2 separate regions of the Mus musculus genome follow, and region 1 is linked to region 2. Evidence: chromatin loops called from intact Hi-C (ENCODE). Cell type or tissue: heart. All regions are shown on one strand. Each heading gives the region's core, and the rest is flanking DNA. Links, peaks and the distances in the headings are about the cores only. Region 1 holds the start of Pdp2 (pyruvate dehyrogenase phosphatase catalytic subunit 2). Region 2 holds the start of D230025D16Rik (RIKEN cDNA D230025D16 gene).

Region 1 (5,373 bases), core at 84-5,083, 630 kb before region 2:
ATAGGGGTTTAATCGATGTAGCCATGTTGCAAAGATGGAAATTGGAAATTTAGTCCATCTGCTGAGCACTGGCTTAGGCTTGAACTAGAGGAAGAGCTGAGGCAGGAGGTATGCATACATTAGCAATCCTGGTCCGGCTGTAGTTGGCTTGATTGTCTCTGTTCTGGTTCTGTAAGGTGGCTGGAAGTCCTTGTCCTTTAAGGTGACAATCTGATTCCTGTGAGGTCACTGCTTCTGGTTGAGGTTGGTCTATCTGTGAAGCTGTGCTAATCCTAAGAGTGAAGATGATTGCAGATCTAAGACCATGACTGAAAAGCTTGCCGCCACTTTTTGGAGGTCCGGAACAGGACGTTGTAAAAACTGCCAGTGAGGACCTAATGGGTTATATATCATTAGTTTCTTGTTGTTTGTTTGTTTGTCTGTCTGTTTTTGAAATGGGGGTCTCACTCTACAGTCCTGACTGTCCTAGAATTCACTCTGTAGACTAGGCTAGATTTGAACTCAGAGCACCTTGGAGTTCTGGGATTAAAGGCACCACCCTGGCTGCCTTTTGTGTCCAACTCAGAGATCTACCTGCCTCTGCCTCCCGAATGCTGTTATTAAAGGTGTGCACTAACACACCTGGTCCTCAAATAAATGTTTTATCAAAAGAAAAGGAAAGAAAGAAAGAAAGAAAGAAAGAAAGAAAGAAAGAAGAAAGGAAGAAAGAAAGAAAGAGAAAAAAGAAAGGAAGAAAGAAAGAAAGAGAAAAAAAAGAAAGAAAGAAAAAAGAAAGGAAGAAAGAAAGAAAGGGAGAAAAAGAAAGAGAGAAAGGAAGACTCTATGTTTTCAGACTTAGCAGGATGACATAACTTTTCTCAAGAATGTTCGGGGTGGGGGCCATCTGTGTGTATCTAAGAGTCAGCTCAGGACCAATCATATTTGTGGGCTGAACAACTAAAACTTCTTGCCTCAGTTAACTGAGGGAAGTTGGGAGCGGGAGAGGTGGTTTTCCCCTGACACTAACTGGTTGTCTAGTGTCAAATGGTCAGTCCTGAAAACATACATACAAGTAACATACAAACTGAGCAGATTATATTCAGGAATGTGCACGCGCATGCACGCACGCACGCACGCACACACACACACACACACACACACACACACACAGAGGCATGCAGTAACATTTAGTGAAAAAAAGAGGCCATGAATTTGAAGAAGGAGGCGTATGAGAGTTTGGAGGGAGGAAAAGGAAGGGAGAAATGTTGATTATATTCATTTCAAACTGCAGCAGCGACTTCCTGTCCCTGTTCTGAAGGATAACCTTCTATGCAATCAGATAAAGTATTTGTAAAACAAACTAAAAGTACAGCACAGTAAAGCATGCCTCTTTGTTCTCTCCTGCCCATTTACTTACTTGGTTTTTAGTATGGGCCTGAAAGAGACCCCACAGTGTCCAGAAGAAACTTAGTACAAATTCTGATTTACAACTTCCAGACAGGGTGCAGACCTATATAACACCCTCAGGGCTACTTCTGAGGCTGAGGCAGGAGGACATAAGTTCAAGATTGACTTTGACAACTTAGTGAGAATCTGTCTCAAGGCATAAAAAGGGGAAGGGGTAGGGTAGGATGGGAGGGGAGAGGGGGACAGGGTAGAGTAACGAAGATCTATCTATGATAGTGTTTGATAGTATTCAGGAGGCTCTAGGTTCAATCCTCAGTATCACAAAACCAAAGCAAAACCCAGAACAAAAACAGGGATTTAGCAAACGCCTTTAATCCCAGAATTTGGGAGGCAGAAGTAGGTGGATCTTTGTACATTGGAGACCAGCCGGTTCTACATAGCTAGTTCTAGACCAGCTAGGGCTACCTAGTGAGATGCTACCTCAAAAACACAAATAAAACAAAACACTCCCAAGCAACCACCTCCTTGAGAGGCCTGAGGCCCAGTAAGGGGACACATCACAGAAATACAGCAGGAACACTTTTACCTCAGACGTGACTTTGGGTAAACCAGCTTGCCTTTCTTTCCAGAGACAGCACTCTCAGACCTTTCTGCTATCTCTTATCTCTCTTTGACTTCAAGAAAGGACTCTACTGACTCACACATTATAAGGTGAAGACCAGACTCAGCTATTGTTAGGACCAGAAGGCAAGGAGGGAAAGCTCTGGACCTCTCTGGTTCTGGCTCTCCCAAGCTACCAACAAGTAAAGGTGCGGCTAACATCACTTGTCGCTAAGAGGCCAATGTAATTGAGAATTCAAAATGGTGGTTAGTAAGGAGCCAATGAACTCTTTAGATCAGAAATGTGAGTATTAGAAGGTTCCTTCTAGCTGTTTGTAAAGGAAGGAAAATCGGTTGGGACTAAGTGTAATTTGGAAGTAGGGGGCCTTAAAGGCTTTGGAGTCTGGCATTGGCAAATGGATGGGTGGGAAGGGACTTAGGAGGTGGGAATGACAGGATTAAAGTGTGTGACAGTAAGGGAAGCATCAAATTGACCCTGGTGTTTGGACTTGGGTCTTCTGGGGCCGGCGAAGCCATTGCTGGTTTAGGAAGAAAAGCAGGTTTGACTGGAAGATAAGGTCAGGGCAAGTAGAACCTAGAGTGTCCATAAAGCCTTCAAGATAGGTGTCCAAAGATAATAAAGATGTGGCACTTTGGAGAGAGGCTTGGAGGGAACGGAACAAAACCCGGGAGGAATCTATGTGAGAATGAACTGTAAAGAACTGGAGAGGTCTCTTGGTTCTGGCTTTGCAGGGTGTGGTGATAAGGGAAGCTTGGGGAAGAGCCCCACGTGACGACCTACTGGCGCAGCGGCTGCACAAAAGCCACGGGTAACCCCAGGGGGTAGAGTGCAGGGTGGCCCCTCCCGGCCCCGCCCCTCTGCCTTCCTTTTGCCCTCCTCATCCATTGGGTAATCTCAATGTCCGTCAAGGGCCCGCCTCCAAGGATAAGCCAATCAGGAATGGCGGGAGGGATATTTCTTTTGGTGCTGGTTCCTCGACTGGGGGCCTCTCCAGGGAAGTAAAACCCAGTCGCAGCAACCGCGGAACTGTGCTCAGGACCAGAGTGAGCCGAGAGGATCCGCCGAGTGCCAGCGGCGCCAGCTGGGGAGGAGAGGACGAGGATACGAGGTAAGGAAGGGGACGATTCGGGGTGCGGACGCCTTCCCTAGCCTAGTTTACGGGTACCTCAGGTGATGGGGCGGAGAGGGGGATGAGGTGAGAGGGCGGGACGAGCTGGCCCCTGGTCATGGTCACCCCACTCGCGCGCACGCGCCACGTGGGCCCGCGCACTGGTGGAGGAGACGACTGCTTAGCCGGTTCTCTGCACCAGCTTCCTTAGTACTGGAGCACCGGTGAGCTGGACGTCGCAACTGGATTCTTACACCTTGGAAAGCCAAGGCTCAGCCACTAAACGGGGGCTGGGATTTCTTAGAGCCTTGCGGTCCAGCCAAGAAATCAAGAGACTTGGTTTCTTTAGGGGTGCTAAATTCTTTCTGTCCCATTGGAGGCGAATGGTTTTCATTGCGCACAGCTGCCTGTCCTTTCTGCAGGGTCAAGGGGCGTCTGAGGCCATCTGCCCCTGTCCGACCTCATCTGTCCCAAGTTCAGCGGGATGGGTATTGGCTTTGGGAAATCGGTTTGACAGTGCGTTTATACCCTTTGACCTACTGGTTTTGGAAATAAGTAAGGGAAAGGTGACTGCAAATGCCATGTAATTTGGTACCAGGTTAGTGGAAACAAGCTCCAAGTCACCAGTAGTTGTGAATGTTTATGCCAAAAACCATAAATAGTACTATCACTGAAAACATTGCCTTTAATAGGAAATCATGTTCACAGTAGTTGGCCCAATGATATAAAAATCTGTACAGAATGTATCCCAAGGACAAAAATAGTGGCTCCCTCCTTTTGTTGATTTTTGAGACAGTTTCTCTGTGTACCTGGTCTCAAATTCTGCCTGCCTTTTCCTTCTAAGTGCTGGGATTAAAGGCGTGCACCCACACTCCCAGTTTCAACCCCCCCCCCCCATTCCCATGGGCTTACTTTGTCAAGCAAAGTAACAGTCTGCAATGTAGATCAGGCTGGCTTTGAACTCACAGATCAGCTTGCCTCTTCACCTTTGCTTCCGGAATTCTGGAATTAAAGGCGTGATAGCACTGTGACGGCTCAGAAGTGTCGTATTTTATTAAGTCTTTACAGAACGTTGTGAAATCTTGACATGGTGCACACACTTTTAATCTCATGAGGTATTGAGAACGTCAGAGCAGGCAGATCTCTGATTTTGAGGACAGCTTGACCTACACAGTGAATTTCATGCTGGCCAGGGTGACAAAGTAAGACCTTGTCTCAAAACAAAACAACAATGACCAATACAAATTACACAGGAATTCTGTGAGACCAGCAACTGATGGCTAATTCTAGCTACCCTGGAATCTGAGGCAGGAGGATCTAAAGTTCAAGGCTAAGTGTGAAAGAGGGCTGGGGATGTAGCTCAGTGGTAGATCAAATAGAAGAGACCTTGTGTTCAGTCCCCAGTGATGAATAAAACAACAATAATAAAACAAAACCTAACCACGTATTGCCGGTGAGACACAGTATGCTAAGTAGCTAGAGTCAGTGGGGCTTCAAAAACACCATATCGAGATAATATTGATGATATTTATATATAATATATTAATGTAATATATATAATGTATACCAGGTACAGGCCTGGACTCAGGACAGCCGCTAGTCAGCAGCTACATGACTGGAATTCATGGGGTAGGTAGATTCCTTGGGGGAACAGATACAAAAGGGAAAACTTAAATACTGCAAGGGAGACTGAACAAAGGACGTAGATAGTAGGCTCTGGCCTGAGGAACGGTTTAGAAAGGAAAAGGAGGCACAAGTTGGCTGGCAGGAAGGCCGGAAGCTCTCTATAAAATCAGAGAGCGCATTAGCAAAAGTGATGTTCTAGCAGTTTAGTATTTTTAATAACTTGAACTTTGAAGCTTTTATAAACTCTTGAAATTTCAGGCTGAAAAAACACTCCACCTCCACCTGCCACTTGTTTCAGAATGTCAAGTACTGTGTCCTACTGGATCTTCAATTCTGCAAGGAATCGTATTGCTCTTTTACGAGGTGGGAGACGCCTATACTCAAGGGCTGCCACGAGTAGGAACCTGCTGAAGTGGAGGCCCTTTTCTCCGGCATTGGCATCATCAGCCCTCAAGTGTGGTTCTCCACCTGGTGGCTTTGCCCTGCGGAAAGCCTACAGACACACATCAACCGAGGAAGAGGATTTCCACCTACAGCTCAGCCCCGAACAGGTCAGTGACCTGCTCCGAGCTGGCGAGTCATCCCACAAGGTCCTTGATTTCAACAACGGAGTACCAAATTCAGTGTTAAG
Region 2 (5,373 bases), core at 165-5,164:
TCTTATTTTGTTTTGTTTGTTTGTTTTGTTTTTGTTTATGGAGACAGGGTTTCTCTGTATAACCTGGCTTTCCTGGAACTCACTTTGTAGACCAGACAGGCCTCAAACTCAGAAATCTGCCTGCCTCTTCCTCCCGAGTGCTGGGATTAAAGGAGTGCACCGCCATACCCAGCTCAAAGCTTCTTTTACTTAGGACAAAATTTGAATGGGTCACATTTAAATAAGCAAAGATAACATCCTGAATTCACAGAAATCACTACACACTACACCAACTGGGAGTCTCCTAGGAGTTGCTTCAATATTATTCCCAGTTTTGTGGCTTATCCAAACTTTAAAAATCGTTTTTCTTCCTATTTAGAAGCCTGGGACTTTGTCTTTCTTTTCCTGAGATTCCGCTCAGCCTACCGCATCCCTATTCAGAACCCAGACCCTTTCCCCTCCTCATAAATAAAAGCTAGTGTTTGGTGCTTGCTTGCTTGGTTATTGTTAGCATATAACTATTCCTACTCTGCTTTGCATTAGAATTCAATTTAGAAAGTTGGTGGGGGAAGGGTCCACCTTCTTTTGTTTTGTTTTGAGCCAGCGTCTACTTTATCTCAAGTTGGCCTTGAACTCATTTTGTAGCCCAGCATGGCCTTGAACGTTTTTTTTTTTAAGTTATGCTTGTTTTTATGTGTATGGGTACACCACAGCTGTCTTCAGACACCCCAGAAGAGGGCATCAGATCCCATTACAGATGGTTGTGAGCCACCATGTCGTTGCTGGGAATTGAACTCAGGACCTCTGGAAGAGCACTGACTTCTCTAAACAGCTGAGCCATCTCTCCAGCCCGACCTTGAACTTCTTTTTTTGTTTGTTTGTTTTTTGTTTTTTGTTTTTCGAGACAGGGTTTCTCTGTATAGCCCTGGCTGTCCTGAGCTCACTTTGTAGACCAGGCTGGCCTAACCTTGAACTTCTTTACTGCCTCACTCCCAACTGCTGGGATTCCAAGCAGGCACAAATCAGCACACCCAGCCTCTAAACATAGCTAGCTACACACGTCAGCGTTTCTGCAGCCACTTTCCCACTGGACAGACAGCCCAGTGACCCAGTTGTTTTGGCGTGCAGCAATGCTTCTCAAAGACGTTCTACTATTTTTATTTTATTTTGTTTAATCCCATAGCACTGACTTGAAATTTTGTGACGTATCCACTGTTAGGCTTCTTTATAGCCAGTTTGAGTATTTAGTCTGTCACTTAGTTCCCTGCTAAATACTACCCTTAGGAAACATAATGGGAATCGAGCTTTGCTGCCTAGGATCAAGGAAGCTTGGGTAAAGTCTTTACCCTCCTTGTGCCTCATTTATTCGTCTATAAAATGAGACTGAGGGTGTGAGGTCTTGTCATCAAAAGAGGCCTCAGCTGCCTTTTAATTTTAGGGTGCCCTAGAGCAAGCAAGCCGAAAATTCTGGCTGAATAACTAGAGGAGCCCCTCTTCTACTCACTGGAAACGGAGGCACAGAACACTTAAGAGCTTTAGTCACTACCATAAAGCATTGGCAAGCAGCAATGGTGACTCCAGGCGGAGCTGCAGGAGGCAGCCTCTGTGCTTAGAAAGTATTCCCTAGGTTGAGCATTTCTGGAAATGAGACCTGGCCCGGAACTCTTCAGCCTTCTAACTCAAATCCTCTCGCTCTAACCCTTGCCAACGGACTCATACATCCTCGACTCTGAGGTGGACCCTGCTCAGAGACCACTGGGTCCAAGGAGAGTAGGTTTCTGAACAATTTAGGCAGTGGCAGCCAGCGTCAGTACGTGACAAGCTTGATAATGGTCCGCGGGGCCGTGAGTCTCTGGGACTGGGTCCTTCCTGTCCGTTTTGTTCCTAGTGCAGATTAGTGGGACAAGTGTGCAGACGGAAGACTTTATTTTTGTGTGACATGTTTCCCGCCTTGTGCCTTTTCTTGCGTAGGCATATATGGTGCGCTGTGCAGTTTCAGGACCTCTGGAATGTGGCCCCTAAGTTCTAAAGCAGCTGCTCTTCCCTCCAGCTCTACCCGCGCGGGTCTGGCCTCTGATCCAGAGTTTGCGCGTGCGCGACTCCGCCTCAAGCCCCGCCTTCATGATTTAGCCCCGCCTTTGCCACGCTTTACGGCCCGGCACGCCACTTTTGCTGCAGTTGCTCTGGGCGCTGCTGTTGCTACAGCCTCTCCTGCCGGGGCTGCTGCCCGGGAGGTTGAAGGGAGGTGAAGTGTGTTGTTGTGTTCGTGCTGCCGTCGCCGCCCGGAACCGAGTGGAGAGCCGGACGTCCGCGGGCTGGCGAGAGCGACCAGTCAGCAGCTGCGTGCTCTCCTCAGGCCGGGTCCTGTCTGCGCTGCCGCAGGGAGGCCGCCCGGCCCAGCGAACCGACCCAATGCTGGACCTGGAGGTGGTGCCTGAACGCTCTCTGGGGAACGAGCAATGGGAATTCACTCTGGGTGAGTGTGGGGTCTTTTGGGATCCTGTTGGCTGGCCCTTAATTCTCCCTAGTCCCTTCCGCTTCTGGTTCCTGCCCCAGATGCCCCTGCGCCCGCGGTTCTTCGCCTTTTCTCACCCTTTAGTCTTTCGGCTCCGGGCTTTAGAATCCCGCTCCTCCCGTCTGTCATAGGATCAGCGATGTCTCAGCAGGGTCCTTCTTTGGACCTCTATGATAGTAATAGCCAGTACACACCAAATACTTAGTGGAGTGGGAAGGTCCTGCTCTTTTGAATTTATCTCTAATACAACTCCCTGAAGTCTGAATATCGATAGTATTATGCCCATTTTGCTGACTCTAATAGTTAAGAACTAGGTAGCACACCTAATCAACACTCTGGTCTCTGATCTGTCTCTCTCTGGTTTTAGGGGAGTGGGGGAAACCTAAGCTCATGCCTCACAATCAGATGGGGGTGGTGGGGGAATGAGCTTGCTTTTCTAAAAGGAACTCTCGACTTGTTTTCTTCTCTTTTGAAATGTACTCTTAACGTGTGGTGTCGCAATACCAGATACCAGAGTTAAAAGTTGAAATTGAGTGAAGTGGAAATTACACATTGGCTTGGTAGACAAATCAGTTAGGTCACTTGGGGAGAGTTGGCCTTCGTATGTGAACAAGAGTATTTGCATTTAGTGACTCCAGTGTGTTTACTTAGTGGCAGCACTAAGCGAAGGGGCTGGGAAAAGGTGTTCCTGCTGCTTGTTTGTGTGGGCCTCAACCTCTGTCTCTCTACTGGGAGCTCTTGGACTGAGTCAGCTGCTCCATTTGTTTATGGCTTATCCTTGAATGTAGACGACTCTGTCTATAGAGACAGCATATTGGAATTACCTAGCTGGGTAGATTGCTGGGGCTTGGTGGCTGCCTGCCTCTTTCTTGCCCATTATAAAAGCCAGTTTCATCAAGGGCTCTTGGTTCTCAGAACTTAGACTGCCTGTTCCTGTAGACTTCTCAAAATTTAATCTGCTATGAACATGTTCCATTCAACCTCATATGAGGCATCAAGAGCGTGGTTGAAAAGCAAATGATGTTTGACTTCTGATTAACATTTTTTTCTCCCCTGGACAACTCCTACCTAGTCTGGACATCCCAGGACTGGTTAAGACCCACAGCTACAGATGGTTTACTGAGACTGTGTATCTCTTTGTTTGATTTAGTGCAAACAGGAGATCAGCTGGGGTCAGGAAATTTCCAGAACACTGAACTATAACTAACATAACTAACTACCCAGGGCTTTTGGCAAATTTGCAAGAACCAAGAATTTGAATAGTTGTTTTTTTTTTTTTTTTTTTTTTTTTTTTAAACACTGTCTTCATATCAGCCAAAAATCCTAGGTTGAGAGTTGAACTTGGGGGCAGACCTGAGCCTTGGTGGTGACTTGCTACTTCTTCATCCCTGTTTTGAAGTTAGGGTTTGTTCTCTTGTTTGTTTTTTAGACAATTAGCCCAGACTGGTTTCAGATTCCCAGTGAAACTGAAGTTGAGTTTGAACTTAAAATATTTCTCTCTGTGTCTCTCCCCATACTGGGTCTGTGTAGTACTTGAGATCAAACCCAGTGACAAGTACCAAAGTGACCCACAATATCAGTCGAAAGTGTACATTTTTACATTTATTTATGCAGGAGGGAAGTTTAGTAGTTGGAGTCTTGGCTGCTCTTTCAGAGGACGATGATTTGATTCCTAGAACCACTTCTGGCCTCCACAGGCATTACATACATACACGTCATGTGCACAGATACATTCCAGGCCAAACAATACCCATATACATTTAAAAATGTATCAGGGAATATCATGCACATTTGAAAGTCAGAGGACAGCATACAGGAGTTGGTTCTCTCCTCCATGCCAATCCTAGTGATCAGATTCAGGTCACCAGGTTTGTCAACAAGCACCCTTGCCCACTGCCATTTTAGCAGCCCTTAAAACCTGAACTTTTTGTTTGTTTGTTTTTTGGGTTTTGTTTTGGTTTGGTTTTTGGTTTTTCGAGACAGGGTTTCTCTTTGTAGCCCTTGCTGTCCTGGAACTCACTCTGTAGCCCAGGCTGGCCTTGAACTCAGAAATCCGCCTGGGATTAAAGGCATGTGCCACCACTCCTGGCTTTCATCTATCTTTCTGTAGGTTAATACCAACCCTTCTCTGGGCCCCTAGGTTAGGTCAAGTCCCTTCTTTCTTCACAATAGCCCACACATCTGTTATAATAAAATAAACTTTATAATAACATGCATTATAATAAATGAACTATTTCTATACTCCTGCTGCACCATTAACCTAAGTTTCTCAGAGGATAAGATAATTTCCTACACAAATTCCAATATTTGTGATCAGAGACCACTGACTTGCATATTATCTTGGATACAGCAAGCCATTGTCTCTGCACAACAAGGCAATGCTGGAGGATGTTTCTCAAATGACGCTTTATAACTGCCTTTAGGCCTTCTAAAGATAATATTCAAAAGCAAATCCAAGCCAAGCATAGTGACTCAGACCTGTAATCCCAGTCAGTACCTAGGTACTAAGGCAGGAGGACTGCGTAGAGTTCCAGACTAGTATGGACAAGATTCTGTCTCAGAAAACTAAAAACAAATCTAGATACTAGCTTTTACATCAATATACTCTGCAAGTCTTACTGAAACCATTATTTCAATTGCAATGCCTTTATTCCACAATGGTCAAAGCATGCGCGGTATTTGCAGAGATTCTACTTAGGTTTTCTTGTCTCTGTTCCTGGTCTTTTCCTGGTCTTCCAACATTATACAAAGGCCAGGAAGGCAGCCAAGAGGCTGAACGCAGCTCTCCATTATAATGCTAGGCAGTGATTACATCTGCGTTTGCACAGATTACAATAAGAACCCTGAGGCAGATCAGGATGTGTTTTCCATTTTTACCT

The links. Hi-C counts contacts between places; a loop is a spot of excess contacts. Peaks named below come from ENCODE experiments on the same cell type or tissue, not always from the same donor. Only the 100,000 strongest peaks of a DNase experiment are listed, where the experiment ranks them.
Region 1: a loop joins it to region 2, with 2.3 times the contacts of the local background. A loop is called at or near these places in 1 of 42 quality-filtered maps.

The regions. Positions count from the first base shown.
Region 1 is chr8:104,588,480-104,593,852 of GRCm38, forward strand. Pdp2 (pyruvate dehyrogenase phosphatase catalytic subunit 2) reads left to right here and starts at 2,993. Exons shown (of 2, transcript NM_001024606.2): 1 at 2,993-3,116; 2 at 5,001-5,373. The coding sequence starts at 5,042. In heart, for the core only: no CTCF peak of the experiment used is centred there; a DNase peak (open chromatin) is centred at 2,922; H3K4me3 peaks cover 1,819 bases; H3K27ac peaks cover 1,331 bases.
Region 2 is chr8:105,223,032-105,228,404 of GRCm38, forward strand. It overlaps D230025D16Rik (RIKEN cDNA D230025D16 gene), which reads left to right and starts at 2,156. Exons shown (of 16, transcript NM_145604.3): 1 at 2,156-2,455. The coding sequence starts at 2,392. In heart, for the core only: no CTCF peak of the experiment used is centred there; a DNase peak (open chromatin) is centred at 2,120; H3K4me3 peaks cover 2,309 bases; H3K27ac peaks cover 1,656 bases.